Linked DNA regions of Homo sapiens: regions 2, 3 and 4 are each linked to region 1. The links are chromatin contacts, found by Hi-C or POLR2A ChIA-PET in ENCODE. All regions are on one chromosome and are shown on one strand. Each heading gives the region's core, a stretch centred on a gene start or an enhancer-like site at or near the end of the contact. The rest is flanking DNA. Distances are from core to core; before and after follow the strand shown.

Region 1 (7,127 bases), core at 3,034-5,533:
ACCTCGGCCTCCCAAATTGCTGGGATTACAGGCAAGAGCCACCGCGCCCTGCCGAGAATTTGCATTTCTAACAAGTTCCCAGGTGATGCTGACACTGCTGGCTCATGGAACCACTGCTGTAGTATTTTCCAAATTATCCTGATTCTAAGAACCACCTATGACCTGTGCTGTTTTTTCAGTGGTTACTGGCTCATGTCACATAAATTCTTTTAGGATTCAAACATGTTTGTGATATTACTCAGTATTTACATCTTGCTTTTACTGCAGCATGATAGAAAAATTAACCACAGGTATATCATAACAAAAAGACCATGAGTTACCATTTTCACAAAGTTCAGATATATTTAAATTAGCCTATTTAATCTTTTTTTGGTTGTTGTTGAGATGGAGTCTCACTCTGTCTCTCAGGCTGGAGTACAGTGGCACAATCTCAGCTCACTGCAACCTCTGCCTCCCAGGTTCAAGTAATTCTCCTGCCTCAGCCTCCCGAGTAGCGGGGATTACAGGTGCCCAACACCACACATGGCTAATTTTTGTATTTTTAGTAGAGATGGGGTTTTGCCATGTTAGCCAGGCTGGTCTTGAACTCCTGACCTCAGATGATCCGCCTGCCTCGGCCTCTCAAAGTGCTGGGATTACAGGCATGAGCCATCGCACCCAGCCTATGGTACACCTTTACTGAGGAAACAATTCAGGAACATCACTCTTAGTAAGGCAATTGTTGATTATAAGTCAAAAAAACACCATCATGTACAAATTCAGGGGATTTTGTATACCTTGTTTTTTTGGTTACAAATATGCAAAATTAAAGATGTTTGCTAATACTTGTTTCCAATTTTTAAACTTTTCAAGTGTTGCACTGTTAATAATGTTAAAATAAAAGGCATTTGACTTAGTATGATTGTTTCTTGAACTTCATCTTTTCAGGTTATTTTGTTGCTGGCCACTTGCAAGATTTATAGGCACTACTGAGGCCTCAGTGCTGAGATTCAGCAACATTATAATCATTATAATTCAAAGTTTAGTTTTTTGTTTTTTGTTTTTTTTTTTAAAGAGATGGGGTCAAAATGCTGCCCAGGCATGTCTGGAACTCCTGGGCTCAAGCAATCGTCTTGCCTCAGACTGCCAAGTAGCTGAACTGTAGGCACATACCACACCTGGCTGTGTTCAGTTTCATGGGCAAGTCAAACTATCTAGTGTTTTGTCTGTACAGACAAGGTCAATGCGACTTCTCCAAGCTTTTATCACTCAATGGTCCTACAGGCCCTTGTGAGATAGATAGGGTCTTAGAACAAATAACTCATTACAATCCTGGGCAAATACTCTACTGAACTGGTGAACTGAAAATGTTTTGCTAATGGCCCAAATGTCACCTCAAATTTTTTTGCCTAGAGGAGTTACACAACTAGTTTGTATAATAATTTAGTTATACTAGGCCCTCAAGTCTAATTTGAAACAAAATACTTGGCAAAGCAAAATATAACCTAAGAAATAATTCTGATTTTCTGCTAATAACAGACTTGGTTTAGTAGTCAAAAAACCTGGACACAAGTCTCACTGCCAAGGTGCTGAGTGACTGTATAAATCACATGATTTCTAATTCCAGTTCTCTCAATCTACAAAATTAGAACAAGGATGACTAGCTCATATTAAGTATCCTCTAAACCATTTTAAAAATGCAAAATGCTGTTTTAACTGATGGTACTTTCAATTGTATCTTTTTTTTTTTTTTTTTTGAGACAGAGTCTCATTCTGTCACCCAGACTGGAGTGCAGTGGCACAGTCTCGGCTCACTGCAACCTACACCTCCCAGGTTCAAGTGGTTTTCCTGCCTCAGCCTCCTGAGTAGCTGGGACTACAGGTGCGTGCCACCACACCTGGCTAATTTTTGTATTTTTAATAGAGATGGGGTTTTACTGTTGTCCAGGCTGGTCTTGAACTCCTGACCTCAGGTGATCCACCCACCTTGGCCTTCCAAAGTGCTGGGATTACAGGCATGAGCCACCGCACCTGGCCTAATTGTATCTTTTGAAGCAATGACTCCTTCGGATCTCCAGGATCCTCCTGATCTTTATGCTTCAGATTGGGATTTATCCTTCAGGAAGCTTTCTCTGAACACCTCTAATTAGACGGGGAGGGGTACTTTGTCTGTGTCACACCTATCCCCCCAACTCGTGTTGTTTCATAGCACTTATCACACTGTGCATTGTCTGTGGGTTCCTGGATGCAGGGACGCCTCTAATCCATTTTAGCAGTCCATTGGTGTCTGTCTATCTCTTCCAGATAGAAGAAGGCATCAAACACAGTTCACTGATGACAATTTATTATAATCTGTTAGTAGCACACAGACAAATATTAGTTAAACCAGAACCATGTCTACACAGAAGTGGGCAATGACATGTGCCATTCTATGGCACACGGTGTGCACTTAATCATCATGTTTTAGCATTTTGATCTTCTGCTTATGGCGCTCAATTTCTTTCTGCAGACGCTCAATCTCCTTCTTATGATGAACGATTTCTTCTTCATGGTGTTTTTTCAAAGCTGCCAGTTGTTCTCTACTCTGTGCTCTACAAGGACACGGTGGCTCAGGGTTTAATTTCAATCCTTCACCCCAAAGAGATCTCAAAGCATAACCTGTAATGTCTAAGCAAGGAATAGGAGTTCCAATTCCATGGGAGTCTAGCTGGTCATCCTCTTCTACTCCTCAACTAGTGAAAGAATACCCCATCTTAAATTGAGGTGTAGCCATCTTAAGAAGACCAAAGAGCTTATTGCTTTCAGATTCCTCTTTAAAATAGAAAACTCCAGAGAGATGTGACACAAGTCCCTAATACCTTATGAGGGGAACAACCCAGGGAACTTGACTCCCCTTTAGGGAAAAAAAAAGGAACAAAATGAGGAAGACAGACAAAGGGGTGTAGCTAAAAGGCAAATATCCATTTCCTATTCCAATCTGTCTAGAGCTTTCTTTGCCTATAGAAATGAATGGCCCACTGTAAGGCCAATAAAGGGTCTCTTGCATGCGCAGTACTTGGCAGTTCAATTTAGGTTCCAAGAAGGGACTGGATTACAATGTTGGTTTGGTCACATTTAGGCCTCAGTTTTCCTTAACTACAAAATGTAGGGGCTCAATTAGATAGTCTCTAACGGCTGTACCTTGGCTCTCTATACGGTATGGCAGGTGTCATGGTGATAATTCTCAACAGAAGGCAGAAGTGAAAGGCCAAAGGACAAGCAAAAGCAAGATTAATTCCTCACTGCTCTCCAGAGTGGACAGAAGTCAGTTAAAGATAACTCAAGGCTGGCAAAGGGAGGCCCAGCCCACTCCATACTCCTAAGCAGGAGAGGGAAATCTACAGGTCTAGGTTGGGCTGAGTAGGGCAAAAGCCTTTAGAAGATGGTGTCCAACCATAAGTAGCTCCCATGACCAGCTCCCATCATCCTCACTCTTGCGGAGTCGGGGGTCTAGAAACACCTGAGAAGCCTGAATGCATGCAGGCTTGCAAAGCTAAGGCGTGCTGGCGAGGAAGGAGAGCGTAGAGGGGGTGACAGGTGGGTAAGGGCCGAGGGAGTCAGGCTGGGAGGCAAACGTTGGGCGGTCGGATCTAGACACTGTGCGAAGAATCTGGGGGTGTTTCGCACGACCTGAGGAGAACTCCACGCGGGAGATGGTAATGATAAAGGAGGAGTTGAGCCGTGGGTTGTTTTGGAGACCCGCCGGTGGAAACGGTTTGGGGGCCTGAAACTGTTGTGCAGGTAACTGGGAGTGCCCTATACGTGGCAACGGTCGGGACATCAAGGGTTAGGGTATACTGGATTGGGGCCCGGGAGTTCTGTTGGGGGATGGGGCGCCCAAGGCACCAGGTAGGAACGGGTGGGGCGATTGGCAGTTTAAGGATTGGAAGGCCATTGGGAGATCCAGGGCTGGACTTGGGACCCGGTGAGCCTCACCGGAAATATCGTTCCTCTTCAGCCTGCTCTCTCTTTCCGAAGGCCCCACCGGCTTCCCGGATGGAGCCCGCGCCCCGGTCGACATTCTCGGACTGCAGAGAGACAGGGACACTGGTAAAGGTACGGAAGCAAAGATGGGATCCGCCCGCGGGGCTGGAGCAGCGGACACTGCCGCAGCGTACCTGATCCGAGCCGAAGCCTCGGGCTTGCATGGTCCTCACGCCCCACACGCCAAGCCACGTCCGCGCCGCCAACGCCGTCACTGCCATTGCTGCTGGAGCTGCACCTCTGGCGTCTCTGCCGCAGCAAGCAGTCTCTCGTTACGCGCTAATGGCAGGGACGGCCAAGCACCCAATCTGGTCGACGGAGGGGCGGATGAACACAGGAGTAGCGAATCACGGGAGAGCGGAGGCGGGCTTCCCGGAGCTCACAGCGAATCCCGAGCAAGAGACGGGTTTCTTCTTAGCCAACCGCTAGCAAGGGCTTAGGGCCAAAGGACTGGAAAGAGGAATGATGGAGGAGTTTAGAGAGCTGAGTGAGGAGAGTGCCAGAAGCCGAAATTTCGGCTCTTGGACCCATCAGAATGAGGCGTGGCGTCCACCTCCAGCCCACGATTTCAATTCTAAAGTCGTTATTATTCAAAGCCCAAAGGAAGTTTTCCCTTCCCTGGCCTGCTAGCATCAATAAAATGGGGGAATTCGGGGTTTGGGAGCTGTGTCCAGGATGCTGATGTCCAGGATACCGACGTCCAATGTGCCCTGGCTTAGATATACATAAATCGCGTTCATTTGTTATGAGAAGTGTCAGTGTTCTGGCTGGGCGCGGTGGCTCACGCCTGTAATCCCAACACTTTGGGAGGCCGAAGTGGGTGGATCACCTGAGGTCCGGAGTTCGAGACCAGCCTGGCCAACATGGGGAAACCCCGTCTCTACTAAAAATACAAAAATCAGCCGGGTGCGGTGGCACGCGACTGTAATCGCAGCTACTCAGGAGGCTGAGACAGGAGAATTGGCTTGAACCCGGGAGGCGGAGGTTGCAGTGAGCCGAGATTGCGCAACTGCACTCCAGCCTGGTGACAAAGCGAGACTCCGTCTCAAAACAAAAAAAAAAAAAAGAAAACCCAAATTATAACTTGACCACCTCAGGCACAGTTTCCTAGGACCTCTTGAGGCTGTGTTTCCCCAAGCTATGGTCACTCATCTTGGCTCAGAATAAACCTTTTAAAAATATTTTAGTTTGTTTTTTTCGTTAGCAACATATTGTTGAATGGGCTTAATAACTGCACTTTTGGCAATGTGGTGCAATGCAGTAGAAAAGAGCAGGCCAGGCGCGGTGGCTCACACCTGTAATCCCAGCACTTTGGGAGGCCGAGGCGGGCAGATCACCTGAGGTTGGGAATTCGAGACCAGCTTGACCAACATGGAGAAACCCCATCTCTACTAAAAAAAAAATATGAAAAATTAGCTGGGCATGGTGGCGCATATCTGTAATCCCAGCTACTCGGGAGGCTGAGGCAGGAGAATCGCTTGAACCTGAGAGGCAGGGGGTGCAGTGAGCTGAGATCACGCCATTGCACTCCAGCCTGGTCAACAAGAGAGAAACTGTCTCAAAAATAAATAAATAAAAATAAAAAATAAATTAGCTAGGCGTGGTGGCACATGCCTGTAATCCCAGCTACTTGGGAGGCTGAGGCAGGAGAATGCTTGAACCCGGGAGGCTGAGGTTGCGGTGAGCTGAGATCACGCCATTGCACTGCGGCCTGGGTAACAAGAGCGAAACTCTGTCTCAAAAAAAAAAAAAAAAAAAAAAAAAAAGGATAAGTAGGAGTCTAGGGAAAGCTTGACCTTAACCTCCCTTCATCCATCTAATGAATGTGAACAAGACAACAGTAGTCTTTACTCTCATGAAGTTTATAGCTCTTCTCTAACTCATTTTCTCTTCTCTGTTTCTTCTTTTTTAGATGAGAGAATTGGGCCAGATTATCTACCTGATTGATGATTATAAAAATACCTTCTTTGGGGCTGGGCGTGGTGTCTCACACCTGTAATCCCAGCACTTCGGGAGGCCGAGGCGCATGGATCATGAGGTCAGGAGTTCGAGATCAGCCTGACTAACTCCGTCTCTACTAAAAATACAAAAATCAGCCGGGCGTGGTGACATGCGCCTGTAATCTCAGCTACTCAGGAGGTTGAGGCAGGAGAATTGCTTGAACCTGGGAGGCGGCGGTTGCAGTGAGCCAAGATCATGCCACTGCACTCCAGCCTGGGCAACAGAGCAAGCCTCTGCCTCAAAAAAACAAAACAAAACAAAACCTTCTTTGTTTTCTATGAAATAGTAAAACTGGCTTTATTGATTATATTTTAGTTGAGAAAATAGCAGCCCTACCTGGTATTTTGTTTAATTCCATTTATGTGAAATACGTATTCACATATTGTTTAACTCCATTTATGTGAAATATCCAGAATAGGTAAATCCATATAGATAGAACACAGATTGCTTGTTTTCAGGGACTGGGGAGAGGGGGCGAATAGGGAGTAACTGCTTAATAGGTACTAGGTCTCCTCGGCCAGGCGCGGTGGCTCACGCCTGTAATCCCCGCACTTTGGGAGGCCAAGGCGAGCGGATTACGACGTCAGGAGATCGTAGACCATCCTGGCCAACATGGTGAACATCCGGCTTTACTAAAAATATAAAAATTAGCGGGGCATGGTGGCGTTTGTCTGTAATCTCAGCTACTCGGGAGGCTAAGGCAGAATTTCTGGAACCGGGGAGGCGCCACTGCACTCCAGCCTGGGTGACAGAGTGAGACTCCGTCTAAAAAAAAAAAGTAGATACTAAGTCTCCTTTTGAGGTGATGAAACTATTTTGGAACCAGGTAGACATGGTGGTTGCAGAACATTGTGAATGTTCTGAAGACAGCTGAGCCGGTCCGGCGCGGTGGCTCATGCCTGTAATTCCTGTACTTTGGGAGGCCTGGGCAACATGGCAAGACCCCGTCTCCACAAAAGTACATAAAATTAGCCGGGCATGGTGGCGCGCGCCTGCAGTCCCAGCTACTCGGGAGGCTGAAGTGAGAGGATCGCTTGAGCTTGGGAGGTCGAGGCTGCAGTGAGCTGTGATTGCACCACTCGACTCCAGCCTGGACGACAGAGATCCTGTCTCAAAAATAAATA
Region 2 (7,127 bases), core at 2,642-5,141, 680 kb before region 1:
CAAGTAATTAAAGAAAAAATTCAAATATAGAGGTAGCAATGAATCCACATCTGAATATGCATTTAACCAAACACAAACTTGATGAAACTCAGAAAAATACAGGCCATTGGCTGGGTGTGGTGGTTCATGCCTGTAATCCCAGCACTTTGGGAGGCGGACGTGGGCAGATCACGAGGTCAAGAGATTGGAGACCATCCTGGCCAACATGGTGAAACCTCGTCTCTACTAAAAATACAAAAATTTAGCTGGGTGTGGTGGTGTGTGCCTGTAGTCCCAGCTACTCAGGAGGCTGAGACAGAAAAGACAAGAAAAACAAAAATACACTGGCAACACTTATGCTGTCCTGCCTCTTAGATAACAAGGAAACAGACTGTGGTCTACATCTATGCTCCTCTTGATTTCAGAACCAAACTCAGCCTCTCATGGCCACTGATATTCTAAAGTTATGAAATCAGATTAGCAATATGAAACTGGATTACTACATTAAAAAAAAGTAAGCAAACTCTATCATTCACACCAACAATTACACACCAGGCATGGTGGCTCATGTCTGTAATACAGACTAAGCTGGGCACAGTGACTCATGTCTGTAATCCCAGCACTTTTGGAAGCAGAGGTGAGACGATCATTTGAGCTCAGGAGTTTGAGACCAGCAGTTTGAGACCAGCCTGGGAAACAATAGCAGGACCCCGTGTTTTAAAAACGAAAAAAAAAAGCTGGGCATGGTGGTGCACGTCTGTAGTCCCAGCTGCTCAGGAGGCTCAGGTGGGAGAATCACTTGAACCCAGGAGTTCAAGGCGGCAGTGAGCCAGGATCATGCCACTGCCCTCCAGCTTGGGCAACAAGGTAAGATCCCTGTCTCTAAAAACATATGTATACAGGGCCAGGCACGGTGGCTCATGCCTGTAATCCCAGCACTTTGGAAGGCCGAGGCGGGTGGATCACGAGGTCAAGAAATCGAGACCATACTGACCAACATGGTGAAACCCCAACTCTACTAAAAATACAAAAGTTAGGTGGGCATGATGGCAAGCGCCTGTAATCCCAGCTACTTGGGAGCCTGAGCCAGGAGAATTGCTTAAATCCAGGAGGTGGAGGTTGCAGTGAGCTGAGATCATGCCACTGCACTCCAGCCTGTGTGACAGAGTAAGACTCCATCTCAAAATAAATAAATAAATACACACACACACATACACACACACACACACACAGAGAGAGAGATGGCAAAGCAAGGGTTATTACAGAGTAGTTCTATTTGGTTGCACAATACAAAAAATAAGGAGAATAAAGGTGGAAAGGTAGATTGTAGCCATATTGCATAAGAACTTACAAGACATTTGGTATAAAACACTTAATAAATGTTGGGAGAGGCCGGGTGAGGTGGCTCACATCTGTAATCCCAGCACTTTGGGAGGCCCAGGGAGGAGGATCTCTTGAGTCCAGGAATTCAAGACCACCCTAGGCAACATAGTGAGACTGTCTCTACAAAAAATAAAAAGACATTAGCCAAGCATGGGGGCACACGCCTATAGTCCCAGCTACTAGGGAGGCTGAGGCAGGAGGATCACTTGAGCCCAGGAGTTTAAGGCTGCAGTGAGCCGTGATCATGCCACTGCACTCCAGCCTGGGTGACAGAATGAGACCCTGTTTAAAAAAAAAAAAAATTGTTGGGAGAATTTTGGTAAAACCTACAGATTAAAAACATTTATTTCTAAGCCTGAATTCAAACATACAAGGAAAAATGTATAGTTTTGTTGGTAGAAGACAGAGGAATCAGAAGGTTGGCATTCTGAACTTATGTTCAACAATGAGTTCACCTTTTTTTGAGACAGTTTTGCTCTGTTGCCCAGGTTGAAGTGCAGTGGTGCAATCTCGGCTCACTGCAACCTCCGCCTCCTAGGTTCAAGCGATTCTCCTGCCTCCACCTACTGAGTAGGTGGGATTACAGGCACATGCCACCACACCCAGCTACTTTTTTGCATTTTTAGTACAGATGGGGTTTCACCATGCTGGCCAGGCTAGTCTCGAACTCCTGACCTCAAGTGATCCACCCGCCTTGGCCTCCCAAAGTGCTGGGATTACAGGCGTGAGCCACCGTGCCCGACATAGTTCACTTTTAATAGTGCCAAAGATATACTGTACTTGTTTCCCCAGGTGTATGAATAATATCTATATTTACCTTAATTATAAGCTTCTTATAGAAAGCACACTGAATTAACTACTTTGATTCTAAGGCAATCTGGTGTTCAGTTATTACATCTATTTTTGAATCTGCCATTTATTGAGTGCTTACTGTACGCCAGATAGCATGTACGCTACATGGATTATATTAATAACACCCCAAACCAAAAATTTTACAACTGGCGAAGAACTGATTACACTTTCAATTTACAGAAAAGGAAAATGAAGAGTACATCAAGTTTCCATAAAAAGTAGGGGTTAGTGCTACATTAACAAAACTGGGACGGGAAGAAACATATACGGGCTATATATCCTGCTTTTGATTAAAGGGATCAAACCAACTAAAATTTTTGCCAGGACTGAGAATACAGAAAACAACAATGAGCAACAGCATTGACTACAGTACATCCTCAAGAGAGTATAAATCCACTATAATAATATCCAAGACACAAGACACAACCATTTCTTGCAATTTTCCCTAAAAACAGAAGGGAAGAAAATAGCAGCTGTGAAATCACCCAGACTACAAAAAAAAAAAAAAAAAAAAGCATCTGAAAAAAAAAAAGGAAAAAGAAAAAACTATCTCCTAATGAACAACTACATGCCAAAAAACAAGTCTCCACAGACTAGTCATTTATGGCAGGGTACAGGGTACAGTTAAAGAAACAACAGGATGACAGTCGCTATCATGTGGCCAGAAACCAGTCCATCAGCAATCTGTTTCACGTGAGATCACTTTTTCTCAAGAGAATGCCTGTTCTTGGGGAGCATGACCTGTTTTGGCAAAACCTCCCCAGGAATAATGGCCTGCTGGTCAATCTCGGAGGGCGAGCCCAGACCCGGCCTCTCCACAGGTACAGCAGCCCAGCGAGCACGGAGGAAGATTTCCAAGCCGACAGATGCGCGAACTGAAAAAGGAGGTCACGACGCTGAGAGAATAGATTTAACCCTCTGCTCGCTGGGAACCCAGAAGACTAAGGGGGAACATGTTTTTCAATGATGCAGGCGTCGGTGGCGGGAAGGCCTGCGAAGTCTTGCCAGGGCTCCCTGCAGTCCTCAGATTCCGCCTGACTTCTGCAGACAGCCCAGCTCCCTCGCCAGGAAGAAATCGCTCCGCGGCTGCACGCAACACCTTCACCGTCTGAAACCTGCGATTCTCCGCATTTGGTTTCCTCCCGAGGCTCCTGCACACCGCACCGTGATTGACGCACCCGAGGGGACCGTCAAAAATACATCTCAAGCCTAACTTTCCAACACTCCCGCGACGCAACCCCTTCCCCTTTCCTCAGCGGCTCTGGCCCGCCCCTCGCTCCTCGGGCCGCGTCCCGGCTGGCGACTCGGCGTGCACACGAGGCTCCTCCGCGGGAGAGCCCGCGCCCCGGCCCGGGGCCTGTCGGGGGTTGCAGACAAAGAGGCTGCAGCGCCGCCGCGGCCGCCAGGACCGTCCCCACGGGGACAGCTCCACGCCCACCGCCCCGGCTCCCGCGCCGCCGCCGCCGCCTCGCCTCACCGGTGGCTCCGGGGCCGGGCTCCTGCGCCCGCCACTGCTGCAGCCCGACGAACAATGGCAGGAGGAGGCGCCGGCGTCCGAGGCTCGGGCCCTCTGCGGCTCGCGGGCCCGCCGGCTGCTGCTGGCTGACTGACTAAACGCACCAGCGGAGGGAGGGAGCGAGCGAGCGACCCTGGCGCGCGCCCTCCCGCCTTCCCTCTGCGAGGCGAGGCCAGCCCGGCCCGCAGCCCGCCCGCCGGCCCGCGCCCCTCCCCCTCAGTTCGCCACAACATTGTAGTAAATTTCTATTGGGCCGCGCCGGAGGGAAGGAGGGGGCCGGGCCCGCGGCCCGTCCGCCCATTGGCTGAGGCCAACTTCTAGCTCCCCTTGTTTCCCCCCTCCCCTAGGCCGGTAAGGAGAGGAGAGGGGAACGAAAAAGAGAGAGGAAAAGGCAAGGGGCTGGCCGCGTGTGCGCACGCGCAAGTCGAACCCGGTCTGGAGCCGGGGTGTTCCGGGATCCCGCAGCACCCACGTGGGGCATGAGGCAGCTAGAGCCCTGGACGGTGAGGCCCTTTCCTCCTTCCAAGTAAGAGGCCGAGATTTGGAAGCCTCAGGGAAGTAACTCGCGTAGAGGTTGTAGCCAGGCTACCCCAACTGACTCCCCCTAAACGCTTAGTGACCTCGGGTAAGTCACTCAGCTTCTCTGTACCTCAGTTTCCCCATCCACTAGTTTGACTGTCTCTAGGCGCCCTTCCAACCCTGACATTCGATGAGACTTTACCTCTCGTGCCAGCTGTGTAAGGCCTGAAATGGAAGCTAAGTGTTGAGACCACGCCAAGATTGAACCTGTCTTCTGCATTTAAGGATCTCCTAATTCCCCCCTGGCAATCTCAACATTATAAAGACCTAGCTTCCGAGGTCTGGTCTCCAGATGAACTGAGGGTTGCTCTGACAATTGCTTAGTGTGTCTTTATTTCCTTCCAGAAGTGTCAGAGACCCCTTGACCCTTCCTACTCCCTGCTAGGCTGGTCTGTGAACAGGCTTCGGACCCACAGTGCAGAAAGAAGGCTTTTGTTTTAAGCATGATACCTAGAAGGTAAGATAGGATCTGGTGTTCTATTTTAGAGATGAGGAAACTGAAGCAGAGAGACTTAAAACTGACAGGATAAGAAGCCAGGCCATCTGACAGCAGAGTCTGTAGATGCCAGCTAGACATTCCTGATATCTAATCACAGCCCCTTCACGATCCCAGCACAGCCTCTGGAAACAGATTGCCTGGGTTCAATTCTTAGTCTCCAGCCTTTTCTAATGGTTTGATTTTCATTTTTCTTTTATTTATTTATTTATTTATTTGAGACGGAGTCTCGCTCTGTCACCAGGCTGGAGTGCGGTGCCGGAATCTCGGCTCACTGCAACCTCTGCCTCCCGGGTTCAAGCGATTCTCCTGCCTCAGCCTCCCGAGTAGCTGGGACTACAGGCGTGTACCACCACGCCCAGCTAATTTTTGTATTTTTAGTAGAGACGGGGTTTCACCGTGTTAGTCTCGATCTCCTGACCTCGTGATCCGCCCTTCTCGGCCTCCCAAAGTGCTGGGATTACAGGCTTGAGCCACCGCGCCCGGCTGTGCCTCATTTTTCAACACCATAAAAGGGGATAATATGTCCAAGTAGCTGGGACTCCCACCTATAGTGGGAGGCTGAGGTGGGAGGATTGCTCAAGCACAGGAGTTCAAGGCCACAGTGAGCTAGGATCATGCCATTCCACTCCAGCTTGGGCAACAGAGCAAGACTCCATCCCTAAAAACAAAAACGAGGGTTGGGGGAGGGAGAAGGATAATAATAGTTCCCACCTCACAGAGTTACTGTAAGAATTAGGCCAGGCATGGTGGCTCATGCCTGTAATCCCAGAACTTTGGGAGGCTGAGGCAGGCGGATCACCTGAGGTCAGGAGTTCGAGACCAGCCTGGCCAAATGGTGAAACCCCATCTCTACTAAAAATACAAAACTTAGCTGGGCCTGGTGGCAGGCACCTGTAATCTCAGTTATTCTCGGAGGTTGAGGCAGGAGAATCACTTGAACCCAGGAGGTGGAGGTTGCAGAGAGCCGAGATCATGCCATTGAACTCCAGGTTGGGTGACAAGAGCAAGACTCCATCTCAAAAAAAAGAAAAAGGAAAACAGAATTAAATGAGTTAAAATATGTAAAGGACTTAGAGCAGTGCCTAGCTCATAGTAAGATCTATGTGTGTTAATTATTATTACTATTCAGAGACTAAAATGTGGACTGAGAGGTGTGGAACTGGCAAATATAATAATATATTTGTTAAGCATGCAATTGTTGTTAGCACTGAGCTGAGCACGTTATGTAAATTGTCCATTTGAAACATCATAAAACCCCTTGAAAACCACCTGACTATACCATCTAAAACACCCTCCACTCAAACACCCTTATCCTGCTTTAATTTGCTTCATAGCACTTACCCTACTTGACTTTCTACTATATATTTATTATTTATTGTGCCTCTCAAATAAATTGCTGTAATCTAGACCCACTAGACTGCAAGCTCAGGAAGGCAGGGACTGTATCTGTATTCATCTCCCAGAACAGTATACGCTCAATAAATATTTGTTGAATGAGTTAATGAACATCCTCATTTTACATATAAGGAAACTGAGTCTTAGTGAGGTCAGGTGACTTGGCCAGGGTCATTCTGTGTATGAGGGGTGAAGCACCTGTTTTTTTTTGAGAAGGGGTTTCGCTCTTTTTGCCCAGGCTGGAGTGCAATGGCACGATCTCGCCTCACCTCACTGCAACCTCTGCCTCCCAGGTTCAAGCGATTCTCCTGCCTCAGCCTCGTGAGTAGCTGGGATTACAGGCATGTGCACCACGCCTGGCTAATTTTGTATTGTTAATAGAGATGGGGTTTCTCCATGTTGGTCAGGCTGGTCTCGAACCCCCAGCCTCAGGTGATCCACCCACCTCAGCATCCCAAAGTGCTGGGATTACAGGCATGAGCCACCATGCCTGGCCACACCTGTTCTTAAATACTCTGGTCTCCTGCCTCAAGTCCTCAGGTTCAGCTGTGCTTTTTATTCAGAGTTCTAGTCCTACCACCTCTGTGCCTCAGGCTTCCTTCACCAATCAGACAGGAAAATCTGGTACCTTGAAGGATGAGTATAGAAGACCAATTACCAGTGGTTTACCATCTCCACCACCACCAAGTTATCCAGCAAATTCAGATTCATGAAAGCCCAGTATTCTCTATGCCATGAAGTGCTAGCCAATGGCACATCTAATTGGATGCAAAGAATATGTAGCATTTAATAATCCTTACTCTGCAAATAAGTAGAGGTCTCAGGCTAACAGCAAAAGGCTAGACACAAGGCAGGTATGAACTACTCTGAAATTCAGAGTGCCATGCAATAACACACCATAATCCATTGACTCAGGCTTTAGAA
Region 3 (7,127 bases), core at 2,949-5,448, 600 kb after region 1:
ATTGGGCTTGCTGGGCTTTGATTTTTGATTTTGGTATCAGTTTTTAGAATTGTTTTATTTATTTATTTAGAGACAGGGTCTTGCTCTGTCACCCAGCCTAGAGTGCAGTGGTACAACCATGGCTCACTGCAGCCTCGAACTCCTGGGCTGCCCAGGCTGGTCTCGAACTCCTGGCTTCAAGTGATCCTCCTGTCTCAGCCTCCCAAAGTTCTGGGATTACAGGTGTGAGCCACCATACCTGACTTAGAATTGTTTTCAAGGAGCTTGTGAATACATGGGCTGAAAGGATAGGAAACTGTGGTCAGAGAGTTGAGGTTTAATTGAATGAATGAATGAATGAATGAATGATAGTGAACACTTATGTGGTATTTACTATGTGCCAAACACTCCTCTAACAGCTCACTGATTTCTCTCAAGACTTCTGTGAGGTGAGGTCTACTAAATTTCCATTTTACATATGAGGAAACTGAGGTACAGAAAGGTGAAATAACTTGGGCAGGGCGCGGTGGCCCACACCTATAATCCCAGCACTTTGGGAGGCCAAGGCAGGTGGATCAGTTGAGGTCAGGAGTTTGAGACCAGCCTGGCCAACAGAGCGAAACCCTGTCTCTACTAAAAATACAAAAATTAGCTGGGTGTGGTGGCTCACGCCTGTAATCCCAGACACTCAAGAGGCTGAGGCAGGAGAATCGCTTGAACCTGGGAGTTACAGTGAGCCAAGATCACATCACTGCACTCCAGCCTGGGAGACAGAGCAAGACTCTGTCTAAAAAAAAAAAAAAAAAAAAAAGGTGAAATAACTTGTCCAAGGTCAGAGTTGGTCTGCAAACCAGGCAGCCTGGGCCCAGAGTCTGTGTTCCTAATCAAGGTTATTCTGAAAGGATGAATGAGGGCATAGAATCCACTTTGCTCGTCCTAAGAAGTGCCAGCTGTCTCCTGACCTCAGATTGGGTCAGAGCCCTAATCTGGTTTAGAGAGGTCCAGAGACAAAAAACAATGAACACAGAAATATATAATTCCAGATTGTGATAGCCATAGAGGAGACAAACTGGATGCTGAGACCGAGAATAAGGAGACCTTCTTAGATGTGGCAGTCAGGGGAGGCTTCCCTGAGGAGACGGCACTTCAATTGAAGAATAAAAAGGAAGCAGTACTGTGAAGAGCAAGAAGAAGAGCATCCTAGGAAGAGGGAACACCATGTAAAAAGACTGTGAGACAAAAATTCAGTGTATTCTAGGAACTGAAAAAGATCCAAATGTGGGTAAAGGGAAAGATGGCTAAAGCTGGGACTGGAGAGGAGGCAGGGGCCAAGCACACAGGGCCTCAGAGGACAAGACAAAGCTGCTGGATTTTATTATTCTTTATTATTATGGTATCGTATGTATTGTATTTTTATTTTTCCAAGCAAAATGAAAGGTAAGGCACTGGGAGATTTTAAGCAAGGGACTAATGTGGCCCAACACATATTTTAAAAAGTAGAAGCAATTTTTTTTTTTGAGACGGAGTCTTGCTTTGTCGCCCAGGCTGAAGTCCAGTGCCGTGATCTCCGCTCACTGCAACCTCCGCCTCCTGGGTTCAAACGATTCTCCTGCCTCAGCCTCCTGAGTAGCTGGGATTACAGGCACCGGCACCACACCCAGCTAATTTTGGTATTTTTAGTAGAGGCGGGGCTTCACCAAATTGGCCAGGCTGGTCTCGATCTCCTGACCTCAAGTGATTCGCCCGCCTCAGCCTCCCAAAACAATGGGATTACAGGCGTCAGCCACCGAGCCCGGCCTGAGAAGCAATGTTGTCATTTTGTTCTTCCATTCATTTGCTTATTCAGTCATCAATTCTTGAATTTCTTCATTCATTCTTTCTTACCTTCCATTATTTAGTTTTTCACTGGGCTTTCCTTTGTTCATCTGTTAATTCCTTTGTCCTTTGGTTGATTCACGTGTTCCTATACACAGAAAGCCTGCTACTGTGTGCTGGGCCTTGTGTGGGTACTGGAGGCATCTACAAGAGCCAGACCCCTGCCCTTGAGGAAAACATATCCCACACACCCATCCCCCAGGAACCAGTGGTGCCCCAGGCAGAAGATGCTGAGGTTCTGCTGGGGGTGTGGAGTGGGTAGAGGCAGCAATCAGGGAAGGCCTCTAGAGCAGATGCTTGTGAGTCAGACCTTGAAGGATGACAGAGCGAGCATGATAGATTGGGGGGATCCCCCAAGAGCAGGGACCAGTCTCTCATCTCTGTGTTCCCTAAGGCTGGCACCTAAGACACAATTATAAACGTTTGCTTGTTTGCTAATTGAACATGTGGGCCGATGGCCAGGCAGGGAGCATTTGATGGCGGAGGTGATGCTGCCCGGCTAGGGTGAAGCCACTCTTCCAGAGACCCTGCACTGCCACTGGCTCCTCTGTCTTCCTCCTCATCCCTCCTCCCATTTCCTAAGAGAAAAGCATTCTTATCTCCATCCCACCACTCTGTTACCCCAGGCACATTGGGCCACACTTGAGCATGTGTACGCATGCACACACACATCCCCACATGCCCCTGCCCATACAAAGAAACACACTTGCCTGCACACCATGGCCTAGTTGTTGATTCCAAAAGCAAAGTCATCATGTCATTGCTTTCTCTCTCTCTCTCTCTCTCACACACACACACACACACACACACTTCTGTGTTTACGCACACTCTCCCTGCCTCTCACCACATCCCAACAGACACATCCTTCTCCACCAAACAGCCCTCCCCACCACACCTCTTCCTCTCCTGGACAGGAGGGATATTCCGGGTTCTTGCTTTAAGGCTGAAGTAACAGTGGTGGGAGTGGGGACTGAACCCCAGATTGAGGAGGGGTCAGGGATCCCTATCAGACAGAGAGACTGGAACTGATAGAGGATGCTACCGTTTCTCTTTTTGTTTTTAAAAATCTTTTTCCACATGTTCTAAGATACTCAGTTTTTCTTCCTTTTTTTTTTTTTTTTTTTTTTTCTTGAGACGGAGTCTCGCTCTGTCGCCCAGGCTGGAGTGCAGTGGCGCCATCTCGGCTCACTGCAAGCTCCGCCTCCCGGGTTCACACCATTCTCCTGCCTCAGCCTCCTGAGTAGCTGAGACTACAGGCGCCCGCCACCACGCCCGGCTAATTTTTTGATTTTTAGTAGAGATGGGCTTTCACTGTGTTAGCCAGGACGGTCTTGATCTCCTAACATCGTGATCCACCCGCCTCGGCCTCCCAAAGTGCTGGGATTACAGGCGTGAGCCGCTGCACCCGGCCTTTTCTTTCTTTTTTTTAAAAAAAGTCATTTTCTGCAACAAAACCCACATTCTTTTTTTGTGTTTTTTTTTTTTAAGGCAGGGTCTTGCTCTGTCACCCAAGGTAGAGTGCAGTAGCTCAATCACAGCTCACTGCAGCCTCGACCTGCCTGACTCGAGGGATCCTTCCACCTCTGCCTCTGCAGTAGCTGGGACCACAGGTGCACACCACCACACCGAGCTAACTTAAGAAAAATTTTTTTTGGTAGAGATGGTGTCTCCCTATGCTGCCTAGGCTGGTCTGGAATTCCTGGGCTCAAGCAATCCTCCCACCCAACCTCCCAAAGTGCTGGGATTACAGGCTGAGCCACTGCCCCCAGCCAGTTACTCAGTTTTTCTAAAACTTGGGTGCCTGGGGGAGGCTGACACCCTTCCCACTCCTCTGAAAGGCAGTTTCCTAAGGGAAGGGTCTTCTGCTGCTCACCACCCTTAACAGCCCTGTGTCCCCAGTGCTCAGCCCCTGAGGAAGGGAAGGCGTGCTGACAGGGTCCATGTGATCCATGTCCAGTGGCTCTGGTGACAGCAGTCTGAAGTCAACTGGCTGTGAGAACTCGAGTAAGGCCAGTCCCGATCTGGTCCTCAGTGATGGAGAAAAGCCCCTCTTAACCTCCAATTCAATGATCCTAAAAGAGCAGGTGCTTCGGGGGTGCTGAAACTGCGCTTTTGGAGGGGGCTTTTGGGAAGGCCGGGCTGGGGACTCAGGTCTGGAGGGTGACAGAGCCGACCTCCCGTAAACCAGGGAGGAGGAAGGTGGGGGCGGGTGGGCCTAGGATCTGGGGGCGCCTCCTCGCTGCGGGGAGCTGGCTTGGGGCTAGGGCGTGACTGTCTCCCTGCCACCATCACCGCCCGCCGGCCGTGACTGCAATAAGAGAAGTCCGAGGCGGCTTCCTCCTCCCTGCCCAGCAGGGGCGGCGGTCAGAGGCGGGCAGCACCCCAGTTCTCCCCGCACGCCGGCACTCGCGGCTGCTGGAGCCCCGGCTGGCTCACCCCGGGGCCGGGCAGAATTGGGCTCCAGGTAAGCGACAGCGTCGGGTGGGGACTGGGCAGGTCAAGCAGTGCCCTCCCCCTCGAGGCTCTGGAGAGAGGACTGGGGGTACACGGGAAGAGAAGCCTGAACCTGGGGGTCGGGGGACACATGAGCAAGGTGACAGCCAAAGGGACCCCAGCCCGAAAAGGCCTAAGGAGGAAAACGGGCGACCTGAAAAGCAAGGCTGATAAACCTGGAGGAGAGGGCGGAGGGGAGCACGGGGGAAGCCGACCAAAGGGACCCCCAAAAAGGTCTAGTGGGTAAAATGGAGGGGACTGATAAGAGTTTAGGAAGGGGGCTGAGGTGGGGGAGAAGGATTAAGGGGAATCCCCAGGACGGTCTGGGGGAGAAACTGAAGGGATCGTGAGAGTGGGACTTTGGGGAGAAGCCGACGGGTCTGATGGGTCCAGGAGAGGGGAAATGGGTGGGGGTGCTGGAGGGAACAGGAGAGGGAGCTGGCGGGAAGGGGGTTGAGGAGAACGACTTCTGGAGGACGGAGAACCTGGGGTGCAATTGCGGGTCCAGGAAGTTCCCCTCTTCCGAGCCGGCCGAAGTCGGGGTGAAGCCCACAGCCCGCAGGGTAACGTTAGCGGCCGCGACCGCGGCCCCGCGACCCTCTCGGCCCGCCCTTGCGGTAGGTTCCGGGCTGCAGGGGACTCCTGCCGGGCGCGCGAGGCGTGGGTCCCCGCTTCCTGGGGAAGTCCCCGCCCTCGGCAGGGACAGGCCTCTCCGGGCGCCCCCTCCGCGCCCGCGGCGGTCTCGGCCCGCGCTCCCCGCTGGATCCGGGAATTGCTGCCGCCCCGACGGAAATCCTGCCTTTGACCGCGAGTGCCCGCAGGGGCTGCCTCCAAGGCAACGAGAGGGCGGGCCGCGCTGGGCCGCCGCGGGGCTCCGGGTGGGCGCAGCCCCCTTTGCTCTCCGCCTTCGCCCCCTTTTGGAATCCTCGGTCTGGTGGGTGGGGGGTGGGCTTCCCGACCGAGGTAGGAGGCGATGCCGCTGTGTTCAGGGATCCTGGGGTGGAGGATCTGCTGTTTGAGAGACCTGGGTTCTTAGCAAGACTGGGCCCTTAATTGCTGTGTGACTGTGGGCAAGTTACAGGGCTTCTCTGGGCCTCACTTTCCTCATCTGAACTATGGTGAGAAATGATCCTTGTGTCCACTCTTCCCCCACGAGAATCAGGTGCAGAAAGCAGTTTTTGCTGAGTGTCCTGAAGGGTTAAGGGCTATCCCTGACTCAGCGAGCCTCCCCTTCACCTTCTCAAAAACATGCAGAGGAGGCCAGCCTGGGCAGCACAGGGAGACCCCCGTCCTGTCTCTACAAAAAAATATAGTTAGCCAGAAGGCTGGAAGTGGTGGCACCTGCTGTAGTCCCAGCTACTCCAGAGGCTGAGGCCGGAGGATCGCTGGAGCCCACGAGTTCAAGGCTGCAGTGAGAGCTCCTGGATGAGAGAGTGAGATTTTGTCTGTAAACAACAACAACAACAAAAAGCATGGAGGGGGACCAGACTGCCCGGCTCTCACTGACAGGGCCTCCAGGGACCAGCACACAGTTGGCGTCTAAATAGTTTATGGCTCTGATGAGAGCCCATACTGGGGAGGTCAGCAGAGTTAAAATCTGTCTCACACCCTCTCTGGTGCTGCATCCAGTTGGCCGCCCCTCGGGTGTGTACTCTCAGGGGCCCTGATGTCCTTGGCATCCTTCCGACTGTGGTGATGATGGGAGAGCAGGACCCTGTTCCCACTTCACAGATGGGAAGATGGAGGTTTGGGAGTTGGCAACCTGCAGGGCCAACAGTAGGGACCAGAATTCCAGGACATCTCGTCTCTGATGTAGCCTGAGCTGAGGCCTGAATCCTTACCTCATCCCTACCAAGTTTCATGTACCCTCCGGGGAGGAGGGTGTGGGGTTTAGGGGCTTCATGACTACTTCCTGTTCCAGTGAGTAGGTGCTCTCACACCCTCCTCCAGTGAGGGTGTGAGTGTTTGTATGTTTTGGGCTCTGAGTGAATGAGCATGAACCCTTGAGCATATGAGTGGATGTTTGGGTGATCTCTGCAGCCACCTGGGGCTGATGTGGCAAAGGAAGTGGCCAGACCTCAGGAGGCTGGGTAGGGAACCCCAGAGCTGGGGAAGTAGGGGCCAGGGCTCTTCCCACGCAGAGCAGACTGGGCTGACCTAAGGTGGGAAAAGGCAGGATGTCCCCCTCACCGCCCCACTCCCCTGAGGGACCAGGGAGGGGGCTTCCTGTCTGGCCACACTGTGAAATCTAGACTCCCATCCCTTGGCTGCCCCTGGACCCCCGCCCCCCGCCGCCATGGCTTCCATCTCCTGAAAATCCTGAGTCCCAGGCCAGATGGCATCTAAAGAGCTGTGTTTTAGAGGCTGGTGGGTGGTTTTCAGCAACAGGTGGAAAACCACTTTTACCCACAAGAAGTGGAAAAAACTGCTAATGGCCTCGGGACCACATGGAGGGTAAAGGCCACCCCCGATCCTGCACACACCTGGCCTCACCACGGTGGTGGTGGAGTCAGACAGGGTTGGGTGGGTATGTCTTCTTCAGGAGGCAGTTTCGAGGCCTCAAGAAAGGATGGTGTGAGATGAAAGGGGGTTAATGAAGGCAGGGCACGGTGGCTCACGCCTGTAATCCCAGCACTTTAGGAGGCCGAGGTGGGTGGATCACCTGAGGTCAGAAGTTCAAGAACAGCCTGGCCAACATGACTAAACCCCATCTCTACTAAAAATACAAAAATTTAGCTGGGCATGGTGGCAGACGCCTGTAATCCCAGCTACTCAGGAGG
Region 4 (7,127 bases), core at 3,322-5,821, 560 kb after region 1:
GAGGATGCTGTGCCCATTCCCCCATACCTCATTTCCTGGCATACAATTCCTAAAATCCTTGGTATCTCCAAAGTGATGCCTTTTGTGTGCTAATGATTTCTTATTTGTTTATTTTTTAGAGATGGGATCTCACTGTGTTGCCCAGGCTAGACTTGAATTTCTAGGCTCAAGCAATCTTCCCACCTCAGCCTCTCAAATAGCTTGGACTATAGGTGTATGCCACCATGCTTTGTATACTAATGATTGACTGATGGCCAGCAGTCTCTAGGTAGCTTCAGGATGGGGCTGGTCACTGGGAAGACCAAGGCAAGGTTAGAGGGTTGGGACTTTCAGCTCCACCCACTGAAGGGGAGAGGGACTGAAAGTCAAGTTGATCACCAGTGGCCAATGGTTTAATCAATCATTCCTATGTAATGAAGCCTCCATAAAAAAGCAAAAAGACAGAGTTCCGAGAGCTTCCCAATAGCTGAACACATGGATGTTCCTGGAGGACGCTGTGCCCATTCCCCCATACCTCACCCAACACATCTCTTCATGTAGCCTTTCTAATTTCCTGTGTAGTAAACTGCTAACTGTGTTTCCCTGTGCTCTAGGAGCCTCTCTAGCACATGAATTAAACCCAAAGAAGGGATTATGGGAATCCCAACTTGTAACCAGTCGGAAGTTCCAGAAGCCCTGATTTGTGTCTTGAGGGTGAGAGTTGAGGAGTCCCTCAACCTGTAGGATCGATGCTCTCTCCAGGTAGACAGTGTCAGAATTGAATTGGAGGCTGGGCACAGTGGCCTATGCCTGTAATCCCAGCACTTTGAGAGGCTGAGGCGGGCAGATCCCTTGAGCCCAGGAGTTCGAGACCACCTGGCCAACATGGCAAAACCCCATCTTTACAAAAAATACAAAAATTACCTGGGCATGGTGGTGCACCCCTATAGTCCCAGCTACTCGGGAGGCTGAGGCAGGAGGATCGCTTGAACACAGGAGGTCGAGGCTGCAGTGAGCCGTGATTGAGCCAGCCTTGGTGACACAGTGAGACCCTGTCTGAAGAAAAGAAAAAAAGTGCTCACTTCAGCAGCACATATACTAAAATTGGAATGATACAGGGAAGATTAGCATGGCCCCTGTGCAAGGATGATACACAAATTCATGAAGCGTTCCATATTTTTATTTTAATAATTAAAAAAAAAAAGAATTGAGGCCAGGCAAGGTGGCTCACGCCTATAATCCCAGCACTCTGGGAGGCCGAGGTAGGCAGATCACCTGAGGTTGGGAGTTCGAGACCAGCCTGACCAACATGGAGAAACCCCGTCTCTACTAAAAATACAAAATTAGCCGGGTGTGGTGGTGCATGCCTGTAATCCCAGCTACATGGGAGGCTGAGTCAGGAGAATCGCTTGAAGCCGGGAGGCGGAGGTTGCGGTGAGCCGAGATAGTACCACTGCACTCCAGCCTGGGCGACAAGAGTGAAACTCCATCTCAAAAAAAAAAAAAAAGAAAAAAAAAATTGAATCGGAGGACACCCAGCTGGTGTCTGCTGCTTGGGGCGTGAGAAAAAAAACCCACCCACACATCTGGTCTGTGGCGATTGTTGTGTTCAGTGAGAGAATAGAAAACGCAGGCCGGGCGCGGTGGCTCCCGCCTATAATCCCAGCACTTTGGGAGGCCGAGGTGGGGGGATCGCGAGGTCAAGAGATCGAGACTATCCTGGCTAACACAGTGAAACCCTGTCTCTACTAAAAATACAAAAAATTAGCCAGGCGTGGGGACGGGCGGCTGTAGTCCCCGCTACTCGGGAGGCTGAGGCAGGAGAATGGCGTGAACCCGGGAGGTGGAGCTTGCAGTGAGCCAAGATCGCGCCACTGCACTCCAGCCTGGGCGACAGACCGAGACTCTGTCTCAAAAGAAAAGAAAAGAAAAGAAAAGAAAAAGCACATTAGGTCATTTTGGTTTTTTTCTTTCCTCTTAACTGTGTAGCAGGTTCAGGCCACAAAACAAGCTATGCTGCCACTTCTGATTATATGATCCTACAATGTTGCTGGATGTATCTGTGTGAAGGTGGATAACAATTCTGTAGGGAGGGAGAAAAAAGATTCTGTAGAAAGTTTCTGAAAGCCCACATAGGAGAATTACGGTTAGGATTCTTAGGATTCTGCAGTAAGGCTATGCTTACTGTGGTCCCTTTGGGAAAAGAGGCCCTGATGTGTCACTGGGCCCCAGTAGTGACTACACATCTCACCACTGGGTGCCAGGTAGCTATATATCTTAAGTTGGGTATTATCAGAAAGGTAGAGCAGCAGTTCCATATGTGATGGAAGCTGGGCGCATTGGCTCATGCCTGTAATCCCAGCACTTTAAGACCTCGAGGCAGAAGGATCACTTGGAGCCAGGAGTTGGAGACTAGCATGGGCAATGTAGTGAGACCTCCATCTCTAAAAGAAATATAAAAATTAGCTGGGTGTGGTGGCACATGCCTATAGTCCCAGATACTTGGGAGGGTGAGTTGGGAGGATTTCTTGAGCCTAGGAAGTCAAGGCTGCGGTAAGCTATGATTGTACCACTGCACTCCAGCCCCGGCAACAGAGTGAGACCCTGTCTCTAACAAACCAACCAACCAACCGACAAAACAACAAAGAGGCCAGGCACAGCAGCTCACACCTGTAATCTCAGCACTTTGGGAGGTAGAGGTGGGTGGATCACCTGAGGTCAGGAGTTCAAGACCAGCCTGGCCAACATGGCAAAACCCCATCTCTACTAAAAATACAAAAAACATTAGCCGGGCATGGTGGCGCGCACCTGTAATCCCAGCTACTTGGGAGGCTGAGGCAGGAGAATCGCTTGAACCCAGGAGGCAGAGGTTGCAGTAAACCAAGATCACACCACTGCACTCCAGCCTGGGGAACAGTGCAAGACTGTCTCAAAAACAAAAACAAAAACAACAAAAAACAAAGAACAAAACAAAACAAAAAATATATGATGGAAATGGTATATTCAAGGCTGAGCAAAGGGGTCTAAAAGGCTTGAGTAAATTAAATAAACAGGGAGCTCAGAGTCCTGTGGCGCCCAACTCTGTTTCTCTGGGTTTTCTCTTTGACCCATATATATGGCCTCATGGAGTGTTCCCAGCAACCAACAGATAATGGAGGAAAGGAGTCAAACTCAATTCACAGATAAGTCAGTATAATATTTTGGTATCAGCTGGAAACGGACCACTCTATTACAGCCCCATTTGGGGGTGGCACTGAATAATAGTGAATCCTCCCAGGGGGCAGAACTAGGAGCAGTATACCGTGTTGTTCCCTCTGTATGCAGAGAGAGAGAGAGAGAGATGGACTGAAGTACAGACATACACCAATTCCTAATAAGAGGCAAATGGCTTGGCTGGTTGGTCAAAGGCATGGATGGAACAAGATTGGAAGATTGGGAATAAGCAGGTGTGGGTTAGGGGCATAAGAATGAACTCTGAATGGGCATAAAGCACCTGGATCTCTATGTCTCATGTTAATGCTGACCAGAGATCATCTGCTGCAGAGGAGGCTCTACAGCCCAATGGCCAGGATGTCCCATCCTGTGGATGTCAGCCAGCCTCTAAACTTAGCCTCACTATTGCCTTGCAATAGACCTATGAGTGTCCAAGGTGGTAAGGATGGGGGTTAGAAATGAGTCCAACAACTTGGGCTCCCTCTCACCAAAACTGATCTGGCAATTGCCAAAATATAGCCAATCTGCCAGCAGCAGGTAGCAATATGGCAAAATTTCTCAATGAGAATAGCCAGCCATCTGGTGGCAGGTCAATTATTTCAGACCCCTTCCACTTGGGAGAAGGCAATGATTCATCCTTACTGGAATTTCTATGTTCTCCAAATAGAGGTTGCATTTCTGACCCATAGCACTTCAAGCATCACCATCCAAAGGCTTTAAAGAATGCTCAGTTCATTACCTAGGGCCAGGGGACCCATCTTGAAACTCAAGATCTATCATGATGGCCACATGAACACAGGCTTCACTGGTCTTACCATATGCCCATGACCCAGAAGCAGCCAGCCTGAGAGAACAATGGAACAAAGTGACTTAATTTCCAAAGTTCTGGGGGTTTATAAACAGCATATGGTATGTCACATGACTACTGTGGGATTGGAAAAAGATCATGTAAATAGAGCACTTTGCACAGACCCTGGCATGCAGCAAGTGCTCAATAAATGATAGGTGTTGTTTACTAATTGGACTGAATGGTGAAAGGCCTGTGTGCCCCAGGGGGAGCTGGTGATCAGGCTTCACTAAGCCCAGTATGGCCGTGGCTCTCATCATAGTGTGACATGCTTTGAATACCCTTAGCGGCTCCAAAAGTCCTCAGCTTGAAGTGCATTTTTCTGCCAGCAGGCAGCACACAAATGTTCCCGCTGGGCGGAGCTGGGAGAGAGGGGAAAATGAAACTCTGCAGAGTGCAGGAGCTGGGAGAGAGGGGAAAATGAAACTGCAGAGTGCAGAAATAGAAACTCCGACAGGGATTGGCTGCCTAGGGTGAGACGTGGGAGGATCCACAAGTGATGATAAAAAGCCAGCCTTCAGCCGGAGAACCGTTTACTCGCTGCTGTGCCCATCTATCAGCAGGCTCCGGGCTGAAGATTGCTTCTCTTCTCTCCTCCAAGGTAAACTCAGGAGCTATGAAGTGTGGGCATCAAGCTGCCACCCTCTGCCAGGCTGCCTGTCTGCCTGTAAATCTCATGTTCTGAGAGCCAGGAGGCCCCTTCTCCTGGGAGGCAGCACTCCTGGGTCCCTTTTAGTGCTCTGGGCTGGGACTTGTCTAAGAGGATGGGTTGGAGATTTTTAGGGAGATGGGATGCAAAACCCCAAGTGGCATGAGACCCAGCTTACAGGTGCAATATCAGCGATCTGTGGCCTTAACACTGTCACCTCTTGGAGCCTTAATTACTTCCTCTGTAAAAGGAAAGTTAAGTTGCCTTTGCTGCTCAAAGGACTGGATGATTTTAGAATCCCCTTTATTATAGGATCCAATGTGACAGTGAGTTCATCTTTAAGGATAGATGAAGCCATCTGGAGTGGTTGTTAAAAATGTGGGCTTGGTGGCCGGGCGTGGTGGTTCACGCCTGTAATCCCAGCACTTTGGGAGGCCGAGACCCACGGATCACGAGGTCAGGAGATCGAGACCATCCTGGCTAACACAGTGAAACCCTGTCTCTACTAAAAATACAAAAAAAATTAGCCGGGCTTGGTGGTGGGCGCCTGTAGTCTCAGCTACTCGGGAGGCTGAGGCAGGCAGGAGAATGGCATGAACCTGGGAGGTGGAGCTTGCAGTGAGATGAGATTGCGCCACTGCACTCCAGCCTGGGCGACAGAGAAAGACTCCATCTCAAAAAAAAAAAAAAAAAAATGTGGGCTTGGGTATTAGCCAATTGTGGGTTTAAACCCTGACTTTGCCATGACCTGGCTAGGCAGCCTTGGGAATATTACTTAACCTCTCTGAGCTTCAGTTTCCTTATCTATAACATGTGGTTGATAACAATGGTACCTACTTCGTGGTGTTGTTATAGGTACAAGTGGACTGCGTGCCATAAAGTGCTAAGTACTCAATACATGAGAGGAGTTTCTTGTTTTTCTTTTTAACTTAAGAAAATAGCATTGATCTGACAAAGATCATATTAGAGGTGAGTCTGAGGGCATATGCATTTTCCAGTTTTGTGGTATAAAGGAAAGAGCATAGGTTCATGAATTCTGACTGTCTTGAATGTGTACCCATGTTGCACAATTTGCTGTGTGACCTTTATCCCTTGTGATATTGTAAAATATATTTTTTCATCCCCCAGTTCCTGGCATACAACTCCTAAAATCCTTGGAATCTTCAAAGTGATAAATATCTTTTGAGTGATAACTGTCTAATAAGTTGACTGATGGCTGGCATTTCCTCTGGGGAGGGGAGAGGGGCTGAAGGTTAAGCTGATTACCAATGGGCAGTGATTTAATCAGTCATGCCTATGTAATGAAGCCTCCATAAAAACACAAAAGGACAGGGTTTGACAAGCTTCCAGATAGCCGAATACAAGGAGGTCTCCAGTGGGTGGTGCTTCTGGAGAGGAATGGAAACTCCATGCCCTTTCTCCCATACCTTGCCCTATGCATCTCTTCATCCGGAGCATTTGTAATATCCATAAGGAACCAGTAAATGTAGCTGGGTATGGTGGCTGATGCCTGTAATCTCAGCACTTTGGGAGGCTGAGGCAGGCAGATTGCGTGAGTTCAGGAGTTCAAGATCAGCCTGGGCAACATGGTGAAACCCCATCTCAAAAAAAAAAAAAAAAATTAGTTGGGCGTGGTGGTGCATACCTGTAGTCCCAGCTATGCTGGAGGCTGAGGTGGGAGGATCACTTGAGCCTGGGAGGCGAAGGTCTCAGTGAGCTGAGATGGGGCCACTGCACTCCAGCCTGAGCAATAGAGTGAGACCCTGTCTCAAAACAACAACAAGATCAATTTTTTTTTTTTAAAGAAAGAAACCAGTATATGTAAGTAAAGTGTTTCCCTGAGTTCTGTGAGCTGCTCTAGCAAATTAGTAAAACTGCAGGAGGGAATTGTGGGAACCCCAGTTTATAGTCAGTCAGAAACACAGGTAAAACAACCTAGGGCTTTCGATTGGCAGTCTGGGGGACTGAACCCTCAACATGTGGGATCGGCCACTATCTACCCATAGTGGTGTCAGAATTGAATTTGGGGACCCTCAGCTGGTGTTCACCAGAGGACTGATTGTTTGCTTGCTGGTGGGGAGAAACCCCCACACTTCTGCTGTCAGAAGCCTCTCGTACGGTGAGGGAAACTGAGTTTCTTTTTCCACACACCCTTCTGTGCTTTCTTTCTGAAAAAAAAATTAAGTTGATGTGAGGCCAACGTTTGGTGCCAGTAGATATTCAATGCATTGTAAGAATGAGTTTGTCTTAAAAATTTTTTTAAAGCAAATTCTATGCGTCAGGCACTGTTCAAAGTGCCGGGGATACAGCGTGGAACAGTTATTAAATTAACAAGTACCCTCTGAAATAGACTCTATTAATACCCCAATTTTAGAAATAAACAAACTGAAGCCCAGAGAAGCAAAGTACCCTAGTATCCTGCCCAAGGTCACTTGGGTA

What was found. Hi-C counts contacts between places; a loop is a spot of excess contacts on that map. ChIA-PET counts read pairs that join two places held with the same protein, here RNA polymerase II (POLR2A). Pooled maps may share reads with other maps.
Region 2: a pooled map shows a loop between it and region 1 (4-fold over the local background). The contact joins the promoter of EPB41 here to the promoter of ATP5IF1 in region 1. A Hi-C loop is called at or near these places in 6 of 50 pooled maps. POLR2A ChIA-PET finds 5 or more read pairs at or near these places in 3 of 52 experiments (B cell, OCI-LY7 and activated B cell).
Region 3: a map with no recorded cell type shows a loop between it and region 1 (2.9-fold over the local background). The contact joins the promoter of FGR here to the promoter of ATP5IF1 in region 1. A Hi-C loop is called at or near these places in 2 of 37 single-sample maps with no recorded cell type and 4 of 50 pooled maps. POLR2A ChIA-PET finds 5 or more read pairs at or near these places in 2 of 52 experiments (BJ and GM12878).
Region 4: a loop to region 1 is called in a pooled map, with 3 times the contacts of the local background. The contact joins the promoter of IFI6 here to the promoter of ATP5IF1 in region 1. A Hi-C loop is called at or near these places in 3 of 50 pooled maps. POLR2A ChIA-PET finds 5 or more read pairs at or near these places in 4 of 52 experiments (CD8-positive, alpha-beta memory T cell, PC-9, WTC11 and 1 more).

The regions. Positions count from the first base shown.
Region 1 is chr1:28,233,280-28,240,406 of GRCh38, reverse strand. It overlaps ATP5IF1 (ATP synthase inhibitory factor subunit 1), which reads right to left and starts at 4,283. Exons shown (of 3, transcript NM_016311.5): 1 at 4,137-4,283; 2 at 3,955-4,046; 3 at 2,307-2,570. The coding sequence starts at 4,223. The coding sequence ends at 2,429. RefSeq lists enhancers at 4,025-4,084, 4,878-5,384 and a silencer at 4,821-5,045.
Region 2 is chr1:28,911,333-28,918,459 of GRCh38, reverse strand. It overlaps EPB41 (erythrocyte membrane protein band 4.1), which reads right to left and starts at 3,891. Exons shown (of 21, transcript NM_001376013.1): 1 at 3,692-3,891. RefSeq lists an enhancer at 3,087-3,246 and a silencer at 3,467-4,126.
Region 3 is chr1:27,632,256-27,639,382 of GRCh38, reverse strand. It overlaps FGR (FGR proto-oncogene, Src family tyrosine kinase), which reads left to right and starts at 4,198. Exons shown (of 13, transcript NM_005248.3): 1 at 4,198-4,318. RefSeq lists enhancers at 2,015-2,074, 6,703-6,752, 6,981-7,127 and a silencer at 5,073-5,122.
Region 4 is chr1:27,669,636-27,676,762 of GRCh38, reverse strand. IFI6 (interferon alpha inducible protein 6) reads left to right here and starts at 4,571. Exons shown (of 5, transcript NM_002038.4): 1 at 4,571-4,640. It also overlaps the pseudogene RNU6-949P. RefSeq lists an enhancer at 4,200-4,539.